2 separate regions of the Homo sapiens genome follow, and region 2 is linked to region 1. The links are chromatin contacts, found by Hi-C in ENCODE. All regions are on one chromosome and are shown on one strand. Each heading gives the region's core, a stretch centred on a gene start or an enhancer-like site at or near the end of the contact. The rest is flanking DNA. Distances are from core to core; before and after follow the strand shown.

Region 1 (5,727 bases), core at 1,242-3,741:
TTGGGGAGGGGAGGCCAAGTTGGGTGAAATTGAGAGAGTACTCAATAGATTTCAAAAAGAATTTGGTATCAAAGTCAATGTGAAGGCTGAAATATAAGTTGCTGGGTGAGTCCTATTAATACTGTGTATCAACATTTGGTTTGGCAGAAATTCTATGTACCCTGTTAAACACATTTTTGCAATATCTGTACTGTAATATCCACTTTAGTGATAGATGTTTAAGATACCATATTTTACAAGAATTGTCGAAGAATCCATTAAGCTCTATTAGAAAATTTGGCTTCTGGCACAACTCTGGACTAAGAAACTGCCTGGGAGAAAAAAAGATATTAAAAATATTCATTAAGAAAAGAACAAGCCCTACAAACAATTTACCTACAGAATCATAACACAAAAGCAGCAGCAGCAACAAAAACAACAAGGCAACTGGAAGGTGAGCCAAAGATTTGAATATTAAAACCCATGGGGAGAGACTGATCTAAGTCTCTGTGGAGCCTGAGCTTTTGCAATTTAGGGGACCTTCTTTAGAAAAAAATACATTTAACATTACAAAGGCACCATGATGTATATAGATGTATCTTACATTTCCAAAACAGGAAATATAAGATAAATGGAAAAGGATGTGCAGAAAGAACAGAGAAAAAGGCATTTGCAGCAGCAATGATGGCATGGTAATTATGCATTATAGTAAACTGGATGCAATAGGCAGCAGTAATGCTGACAGAGAAGAAAGTTTATGTAGAGGAAAGAGAGGAGAAAAAGAGACCTTGTGTGAAGTAAAGAGATCTTTAAATCCGAGAGTCTAGAGTCATCACTCTGCCACGCTAAAGGCTTATCAATCTTAGGACAGCCATTTTATTGCTAGAGAATTGCTAGACAGTTGTGGAGCTCACCCTAAGGAAGTGGGGACACTTTACCGTCTCCCAGTCTCATCTTCCCATGTCATCTCCTATTCCTCTCCCCTTGCCCCCTCCCGTTTGCATACCAGCGTCCAAGCAGATTCAACCTATGAAACAGCATATTAATTTATTTTTATTTTTTTGAGACAGGGTCTTGCTCTGTCACCCAGGCTGGAGTACAGTGGCGTGATCTTGGCTCAGTGCAACCTCCGCCTTCCGTGTTCAAGCGATTCTCCCTAGTAGCTGGGATTACAGGCACCCACCACCATGCAGAGCTAATTTTTGTGTTTTCATTAGCAGGGTTTCACCATGTTGGCCAGGCTGGTCTTGAACTCCTGACTTCAAGTGGTCTGCCCTCCTCGGCCTCCCAAAGTGTTGGGATTACAGGCATGAGCCACCTCACCGGCCTGAAACAGCATAGTAGTTTGCAAGAAAATTGTATGACATAAGTGAATCCATAAGCCATGTCCATCTAAAGGCAGGCATAATGCACTTCCAAATTTAAAGACTTTCAATTTTGGGATGTATAGTGTAAGCAATTAGTCAACTTGCTTGAGTCAGGAACGATGTGAAAGTTAAACATGTGGACCAGTCTGGAGACAACTGTGTCCTTTTCTTCTGTTAAAGAAAACAGGCTTTGGAGCCATCCTTTCCCCAGTACACAAAATAATGTGTTGCCTAGATCATGAGTTTGTTGTGGGCAGTGATAAGCCCTGTTCATCTTTTATTTTTTAATCTCTGGTCTCTCACTCTGTGCCTGGCATTAAAATGGTGTTCGATAAAGCATAAGGAACAAGCAAAGAGAGGAAGTGTGATTCTTTTTTCATTTCCTGTGAACACATTAAATGCTGGGGGTGTGGAAAATTACATTTGGCATGATGAGATGCTTGATGTTCACCATATTAAAGGTTCTAAAATTACAGAGAGCGTTTTGAAGGGTGCTGACAACTCAAAGGACAAACATAACAACCTTGAAGAAGAAAAAGGAATAGAAGGATGCCTCAGGCTGCTTCCTTACTGATGTTGGTGAAAGTTAGCTAATCATGATCTTGATGCCTTTGGGACTACACTTGATGCCAATGTAATGAAGAAGGCAAATGACCCCAAAGTAAACTTACTTAGGAGACACTTACCAGAAAAACAAGTTGAACTCTATGTCCATTGCTACTCACATCACCATCAGCCATGTTTACATGAAATTACAGCCATGAAACAAATATGAGAAACCCCTTAAAATCAGGGGTGAGTGTGCTGTGTCTGTTATTTATGGATTAAAAAATTTGATAATACCTATCAGGAAAAAAGTCTTTTAATATGTTTTAAATTCTCCACATTAAGCTATCTGAAAACATCAACCACAGCATGCAGTTTCATTAACCAAAAGCCACTTAAACTCGTACCATAGTGAAGATTTACAACTTTAGCAAAGTTTAACTTTTCAACAGGGGGAAATAACTTCTATTCCAACTCATAATCTTTGTTGGCTTTAGAGTTAAAATAGCTCCACCCTTAACTACACAAACCTACAAAATTTACTTTTCGCCAACCCACAAAATAGGTATGATATGAGCGCCCCCTACTGGTACAGCACTACTCCCACTTCATGAATACAGTGAAGGATAGCTCCTGTGAGTCTTAGGGGGAAAAAAAATTGCAATTTACTATTAAAGAAGAGGAAAAGCTAAATGAGCTTTTAAAAACCAAACAATAATCCAAGACAAAACAGAAAATAACTCTTCTCACTTTAAAAGAATCTCTGTGAAAGAAAAATGCACGACATGTTTACAAATATTTGACAGCATCTTTTAAATCCTTGCCCAAGATTAGACAGGCAGAGTGAATTAAATGGCTGTCACTCTCAGGATGAACTGGAGTCCTTATTGATATTCAGACATCACAACAAGCAGAGCTTAATTGTAGTGATGCTTATATATTGATAATAAGATTTTCCCCAAATACCACATATGAAAATCTGCAGGCTTTAGAGAAATAAGCTAAGGAGCACCACGGAGGCTGAACAAAGTCTATGGGTGGGCCTTGGGCTTTCTGCATCTGGAAGTGACTTTCTATATTGCTCTGTGAACTGGGAAACTGAAGGTGGAAGCCATAGGCTTTATATTTCCAGTTACTCAAATTAGTTGTCTCCAGAGTAGAAAATCCAATGTGAGAAAATTGATGGCAAATATAGGTAAAGCGCTATTGTGTGGACATTTACATTGACAAAGAAGGAGAAATGCTCCAAAGGTGTTGCTAGTGATAAGCTGTTACAGAAAAAATATAATGAAAGAAATGAAACTCCCACTCTTTGAGTCAGCAGAAGGGAGCTGTTTCATGATATTTGCTATATTTGTAAGGCTGCAATTTGATTATATCTGATTCTGTTGTCACAATCTGTTACATATCCTACATAGAATATAAATATGTGAAGCCATTTAAAGGCCAAATTATGGAGCTGTCTATTTTTATATTTTATTTTTTACTGCCATACCAGTGATGGTACTTAAATTGTATAAATTTTAAAAGGTAAGTGAAAAACAAAATCATCAATATACTCAGGCTTTATTGAAAAGCCACTAGTTAACAACCCCAAAAGTACATCAATCTGTTTCTCTCTTGAAAGTCTGAGAAAATTACTTTAGATGAATATAGTAGGCTCAATGCATGGGCTTTGGTTTTTAAAATAATGCTTTTTATGACACATTTTCATGTCTTAAAAGTAAACCTACACATTCATTTATGTTAAATGGGCATGGAGAACTTGGCGAGTGCTAAATGACGTGATGGGGTTATTTCTTTTTCTTCCCTTTTCCATATCCTTCTTTGCGTTGGCATGTAACATTTTTGTTCACACCAATAACAATATAGAAAGGAATGGGAAATAATGAGGATAGACATGGCCCCCAGGACATCTGTCACCTTCTCACCACCTTTGTTGCCACCATATTATTCAGGTCAGGATCCTCTTTGCCTGCTCCACTATAATAATCTTTTTATTGCTTTCTTTGCACCTACTCTTGCCTCATCTACAATTCATTCTCCACACAGATGCCAGAGCAATCTTTTGAAAATATAAACCGGATTATATTACTGTCTTCCAAAGGCTTTCCATGATGCAATGAATAAATTCCAAATTCCTTACCACTTCCCTACTCTCCTCTTCTACCACTTTCCTGCTCATTCACTATGCTCGGGCTGCACTTACCTTCCTTCTATTTCTGGATTTCACTAAGGCATCCCTTAGGGCATTGGCCTGTGCTCTTCCCTTTGCTCCGAATGCCCTGCCTCTGATCTTTGTGTACCTTGTTCTTTCTACTACTTAAGGCTTCAGTGAAAATCTCACTCTTACCACAAAACCTAGTAACTTTGCATAACATCACTGTTTTACTTTCTTAAAAGTAATTACAGGCCAGGCGCGGTGGCTCATGCCTGTAATCCCAGCACTTTGGGAGGCTGAGGCAGGTGGATCACGAGGTCAGGAGATCAAGACCATCCTGGCCAACATAGTGAAACCCCGTCTCTACTAAAAATACAAAAATTAGCTGGGCGTGGTGGTATGTGCCTGCAATCCCAGCTACTCAGGAGGCTGAGGCAGGAGAATCGCTTGAACATGGGAGGTGGAGGTTGCAGTGAGCCAAGATCATGCCACCGCACTCCAGCCTGGTGACATAGCGAGACTTCGTCTCAAAAAAAAAAAAAAAAAGTAACCACACTCTGAAATGTTTTTGCTTATTTATTTGCATGGTTCATGTCTGTTTTTTCTCTTCTGAATTAAGCTTCCTGTGAATTGGGACTTTATCTGTATCTCTAGCATCTAAAATATGGTTGGCACAGAGTATAATAATATTATGCTATGTTATCAATGCTCAGAGTACAAATATAGCAATATATAAAAGTTATTAATACATACTAGCAGAATGAATACTCTGAATAAAAACTGTGTGTGTGTGTGTGTGTGTGTGTGTGTGTACCTGTGCACACATACTTGCATGTGCAGGAGACTAGCAAGCCAAAGACACATCACACAAAACAAATAGCACAGATGTTTCTATGACTAGTGCCGTATTTCTCCTTAATAGAAACACCTTACTTTTAACCAAAATAACATATTTAACATATTTTAATATGAAAGTTTATAATTTTCTGTTATAAATCCTTGACTTTAAAAAATAACAGACTACACATAAAGACAGTGGAGAAAAGGGAAACTTTGGAGGTCCAGGAGCCTGGGTGTAAATCCTGGCTTTGCCACTAACACTACCTGATGTTGCATAAATAACTTAATATCTGTGTCTCTTATTTTCTTCACCCAGAAATGGAGGTGATATGTCTTTCTTGAAGAGTTACAGCAAGTACTTAACATATGGCTATAAAATGCCTGACACATAGTACGTACTCATTATAAGTATATTAAAACAAGATAGTTTAGTCTCTAGAGTGTTATACTGGGCTTATCAATTATGGGAGAAGATAAGCTGTATGAACTTTTGTGAGTCATACAAATACACACACACATAAAATTTGTAAAACAACAGTGATGTGTCTTTGTCAGTGTTTCTATAATTACCCCCTTTGAAAGCAGCATACCTAAAAGTAATATACTATTTGAAGTACTTTCCCATCCACTCCCTTTCCTCTCCAATAACCCCAGGGAACAGTAGGCAACTACTGCATTTTTCTTTTGCATAGTCTTGTCTCCGAGGTAAAAAAAAAAAAAAATTAGAGACTTTGTCAAAAAGAATGCTCCCTCAGCATTAGCAGTAGATACTGTGTGCTAGAAATGTCAGAAATCATACTTTTTAATTCTCAGATATTTAGAGGTGAAAACTAC
Region 2 (5,727 bases), core at 884-3,383, 3.2 Mb after region 1:
GTATACTTCTGGTAAATCAAAAATTCAATCAGAATATTCCTCCGTAGTTTAATTCTAAGCTACTCTAGTTCTGTGATATTTGATATACACCATAGTTTTAAATCCAAGACCCTTGTTCCAAAGAACTTGAAAGAGTTACTAAAATTAGAAACATACTCACTGTTAAGATGAACAGTGGCAAACACATACTGCATGGTCAAGAAATTATGTCTGATGTTTACATAGTCACAGGAGTTGTTCCTCACCAAACAGTAGTTCTCAAACTGTAGTAAGCATGAGAATCACTCAGAGAGTTTCCTGAAAATGGTGATGCTCTATGCTAACTCCCATTCTTTAGAAGGGCCAAGAAATCTGCATTTTAACCATCATCTGGGTATTTTGGAAACACATTTGTTCTCAGAGTATACTTGGAGAAACCATGTCCAAAACATATGTGGCTGCTTCTCAATGAAATTTGTCTGCTAAAATGAGAGACATAGAATCTTAGCATCGATGTGATTGTCTGAGTGGATTTCAAATGCAATGGCGTGCTAGTTCTGCCTTGGACAGATTTTCATAATTGAGTGGCTTAGGTGGGGACCCAATATAACTAATCAGAATGTGATTGATGCCACAGCTGATAAAGGTGAACTATACTCACTAATGCGCTACACTCTGGGAGCTTCTTTATGCTGGAGGCTGGGACTGTTGCCCAGACTCTGTGATTGTAATGAAGATAGGCATGGGTCTTTAATGTTTTCTACCTCCTACTCCAAATGCTGAAAAATGGTTAGTATTGAGTATTTTTATACATAGCAAGAACAAGATAGACTGAGTTGGAAATTCTAGTCCCATATATCCCACTGACAATATTCTAATATAATTTCTTTTCTAATGTTCTATTAAAATGATTGATGTCAAATTAAACCTTTGGAATGGTGGCTGGTCATGTGAAAAAGTGACAGTTGGCCAGGATGCCATTATTAACATTTTGCATTCAGACTGATTTAACAACCCTGCTCCACTCGGCATTATATGTGTGCATTTACCCCAATTTGTACTTCCTAAAAAATGCTCTTCAATGAATAAATTGGCTCATGACAGCTGTTCCTTACCTTTTTCTAAATCTCATTTGTAAATAAGGCTCAGCCACCTAGCAATCAAAAGGTTGTTATAGATTACTTTGTAGAATTTTTACTGATCCAAGTTATTTCTTATTTCCAAGTTATGGAAAATAACTCATTATGTATTTTCTCTCTATACACTCGTCAGGCTTTAAAAACCATGTCCTCCAAAATGGAGACAAAAGAAAATCAAAGAGGTAAATCGAATATGCCAAATTTTGGAGAGTAAAAATATCATTATATGCAAACCTGATACATTTCATAACCTGAGTGACATCCCTTAGACCTCCAGTGCACTGGCAAGCTCTAGAAACCACCTGATCCAAGCTATCAGAATACCAAAACACCTGAATGCTATGTCTAAAATTAGACTATTGAAATTCTCCCTGGATTGTCACTTTGCTTTATTACCAACACATTTTTTCTCTGGGTGTCACAGTTGCTTTAAATGAGTAAAGAGTGCCACCAAGCGGCAGCATGATATTCATAAATCAATTCTATTTTCCTTCAGAAAAAATATACTTTACCTTTGTTAATTGTGCTGACATTCTTAAGAGAGACAGGATTACTCACATGATTTAAAACATTTAATTTCAATGTTCAAGTTATATCTCAGTAAAAAAGCACATTTTGCTAGATTGATGAGCAAATTTGCTATGATACATTTTTTAAACATGAAAGTTCTATCTGCAGTATTTGTAAAAAGGACAGTCATGCATTGCTTAACAATGGGGATACATTCTGAGAAATTCATCATTAAGCAATTTTATCTTTGTGGGAACATCATAGCGTGTATTTATACAAACCTGGATACTATAGTATGCTACACACCTAGGCCATGTGGTATAGCCTATTGCTCCTAAGCTACAAACCTGAACAGTATGTTACTGTACAGAAGGCAATTGTAACACAATGGTAAGTGCTTCTGTATTTAAAAATATCTAAACAGTAAAGGTACAGAAAATAAAGTATAAAAGGTTTTTTTATAAAGCACACCTCTATAGGGCACTTACCATGAATGGAGTTTGCAGGATTGGGAGGTGCCCTGCGTGAGTCAATGAGTGAATGGTTAGTGAGGAACGGAATGTGTTAGTAATGGAATGTGAGCCCTAGGACATTCGTGTACACAACTACAGGCTTTAGAAACACTGTATGCTTAGGCTACACTAAATTTATTTTAAATTCTTTCTTTCTTCAATAATAAATTAACCTTGGCTTACTGGAACTGTTTACAAACTTTTCAATTTTTTTTTTACTTTTTGACTCTTGTAATAACACTTAGCTTACACACATATTGTATAGCTACACAAAAGTATTTTTTCTTTATATTCTTATTCTATAAGCTTTTTCTATTTTTAAAAGTTTTTATTTTTACTTACTTTGTAAAAATTTCTGTTAAAAATTAAGACACAAACACACATATTAACCTAAGGATCATGAACATCACTGTCTTTCCCCTCCATGTCTTGTCCCAGTGGAAGGTCTTCAGGAGCAATAGCAGGCATGGAGCTGTTATATCATCTCCTATGATAACAGTGCCTTCCTCTGGAATACTTCCTGAAGAACCTGTCTGAGGCTGTTTTACAGTTAAATTTTTTATAAGTAGAAGGAGTACACTCTAACAATAAAAGTATAGTACAGTAAATACATAAACCAGTAACATAGTTGCTTACTAACATTGTCAAGTATTATGTACTATACACAATTCTATATGCTATATTTTATATGACTGGCAGCACAGTAAATTTGTTTATACCACCATTACCGCAAACATGTGAGTAATGCATTTCACCATGACATTATGATGCCTATGACATGACTAGGTGATAGGAATTTTTCAGCTCCATTATAATCTGTAGGACCACCAACAGATATGTGGTCTATTGTTGACTGAAATGTCATTATGTGGAGCATAACTGTATTAATAAGAATCCAATTTCCAAATCTTATTAGCTACATAGTGACTACTGGTATGGAAACCTGCAGTTTCCAGACAAAACTTTTTTTATTATACAAAATGTTGTTTCTGTCCAGATATTTCAAGAATATCAGATCAGGGGCAAAAGGGTAATTTTTTTTAGTATGTATTGCATAATCCCAGCAATGCTGACATTTAATCCCAGCTCCACATTGAGGGGAAATAAGGTATTCTCATTATCCCAACTTCCTTTTCAAAGGACTGTGCAATTTTGTGAAAATAAAGTCCATAGATAGTCCTCTAAATCTATTACAGTTATTAGTTCTGCTTCTGTATTCATGTATCCCCTCATTAAACAAACATGTACTGAGCATCTACCCTGCCAAGAACAGTGCCAAGAAGAAAATGACTAGACCAGTCCTGTCCTAATGATAATCGTAACAAGCTGGGGTCCCTTGGTTCTGATTAGCTCTGTTGGAAACTTCAAGCTCTCTAAATCAAGACAATTTTATTTATAATAATGCATTATATTTGTGAGCATTTTCTAAAGCTTTCAGAATGATTTTGCATTTATAATTTCACTTACAGTCACAATGACTTTGACCATGTACAATAGCTGTGAGAGCTGTTAATTATTATCCTTATAGTTCAGGATGTGGTTAAATGACTTACCTAAGATGTCATAGGAAGGTGGTGCCAAGATCAAAATTAAAATCTTCTAACTTCCTAAACTGTGCTCTTTCTAGGAGGCCATTGCTCCTTATGATAAATACATTAAAATTAGCATGATATTTTGAGCAAGGTCATTATCACAGGAAGTTCTACAATAATTATAATGATGCTGACACTTGGTAAAATATTTTTGGAACTCTTGTTTTAAATTTCTCTTTCTGGGAATATAAGAAAATCAGTCTCATTACATGTTTCATTCAACAGAGATTTATTCAGTATCTGTCACTTGCATGCACTACACTGGGTGATATTGGGATATAAAGATGATCCAGTTGGCAAGAAATTTACAATGTAGTAGGCACAATGAGAAATGTCGCACTGGTGCTTTTTTACTTAATAGATTTGCATGGACATTGTATGGGCATAATGCATATTGTACTTTATTGAATCTAAAGTGTTATTAAACACACTATTTTATGTTCCAATAGGAGAAAATCACTGACAATTAAATTGTGACAAGTTGCTTTCCCATAATTTAAAAATAGTTTACATTTATTCTAAGAGCCATTTAGTCTTACTTTGACAGAGATCTTTTTTAACATATTAGTCTATTGCGTATATAAAAAGAAAAATACAGCAAAATAAATTGGTTAAGGCAATAATTCATAATCACCACAACTGCTGCCTCATCGTTGGTAACTGTAAAACACCAGTGATTATTATATATTCTCCAAGTTGAGAGTTAAAATGTAATTTAAAAAAGGATTTTTAGAATCATTTAAGGGCATATTTTCTGATCAGTTTCTAAAACAGTCATTGTGTAATGGAGCTAGAACAACTCATGAAAAAAATGATACAATGCTTTAACTCCTTTATTTTTGTCTTTGGGCGCTATTATTAATCACCACAGTAGTTGAGAGCATGCATTACAGAGTCCATGAGGCCCAAGTATTGGTTCTACTGCTTACAAGCTATGTGACTTTTTGGCAGATAAATGACCCTTTCTGAGCTTCAGAACCCCCACATGTAAAAATGGGAATAATGAAATAATGAAATTAAAGCATTAAATGAAATAATGTACTAACACACTTAACACATAGCCAGTAGTACTTTTATATTTGAGTGTGGCTAAGCTCTGGTTATTCTTCTCAATAAAATAATGATAACTAAACTGTTGAGTGCAGGAATAGTTTAAAAGGCTGCTTTCTCCCCTCTCCAGTGATAGAATGTGCAGCATCACCCTTTCAGCTGACTCTTGAAAGTCTTGGATCCCACTTTCACCAAGGTAAGAAAAGAATTAACTGCTCTGGCTTAAAGCCATTCCTGAGTAGCTAACAATTGACAATAAGAATAAATAAACCTGAGAGAGAAATTCAGTTTCCAAATTCATCCCTTATCTTCAAACATTTAAATATTAAGAAGACTATACAGAAGCATGTTTATCCCTAATATATTCATAAAGTCATAATCACAGTATTCCAAAAAAACTGAATTTAAACACTATCAAGTAAACTACCCCAGTCAGAAGAGGTACAAACTGAAAAAAATTAAATAAAAATATTGGAAAGCCTGCCGTCTCAGATAATGTGAGCACCAGAATCATGATAATGAAGAACAGTTCAGGAAAAGCAAGCAAGGCAGAGAATCTAAATCAGCTGGTTACAGTTAGCTTCTGGGTGACGGATAGCCTGGCTGCTGCCTTTGCTTCCCTAGTCCACCTCTGTGAGGGGTGGAACCAAGCCAAGCCCATAAATCAGACACAGCCTCGAGGTTGAGACTTGTTAATAGAACATAAAGACAAACTTCAGAGACAACCTGCACCTCTCAACCCTCCCTAAGGCTGGCAAGGCCAAATATCCTAAGGCACTGAAAGCCGTTTCTAGGTCACTTTCTGAGTAGGAAAGGAAGCTTTAATTTTAACTATTCCTCCGCTCCAGATGCCTGATTACCATCATTAGCACTTACCACCTATTATATGCTTTTTTAATTTAAAAACTATATAAAATTATAAAGAACAAAAATATTTTACTAATG

What was found. Hi-C counts contacts between places; a loop is a spot of excess contacts on that map. Pooled maps may share reads with other maps.
Region 2: a loop to region 1 is called in a map of CD8-positive, alpha-beta T cell, with 6 times the contacts of the local background. The contact joins two enhancer-like sites. A Hi-C loop is called at or near these places in 3 of 168 maps with a recorded cell type or tissue (CD8-positive, alpha-beta T cell, K562 and spleen) and 7 of 50 pooled maps.

Annotation. Positions count from the first base shown.
Region 1 is chr2:192,160,145-192,165,871 of GRCh38, forward strand. The region is part of intron 4 of TMEFF2 (transmembrane protein with EGF like and two follistatin like domains 2); the gene reads right to left. Among named protein-coding and RNA genes, the nearest start is that of TMEFF2, 32 kb to the right of the region's middle. Within about 2 kb of position 2,492, at least 3 of the 41 ENCODE cell types and tissues checked have a DNase peak (open chromatin) inside an H3K27ac peak, as active enhancers do.
Region 2 is chr2:195,317,103-195,322,829 of GRCh38, forward strand. The region is part of intron 1 of LOC105376755 (a long non-coding RNA gene); the gene reads right to left. Among named protein-coding and RNA genes, the nearest start is that of LINC01825, 210 kb to the right of the region's middle. Within about 2 kb of position 2,134, at least 3 of the 41 ENCODE cell types and tissues checked have a DNase peak (open chromatin) inside an H3K27ac peak, as active enhancers do.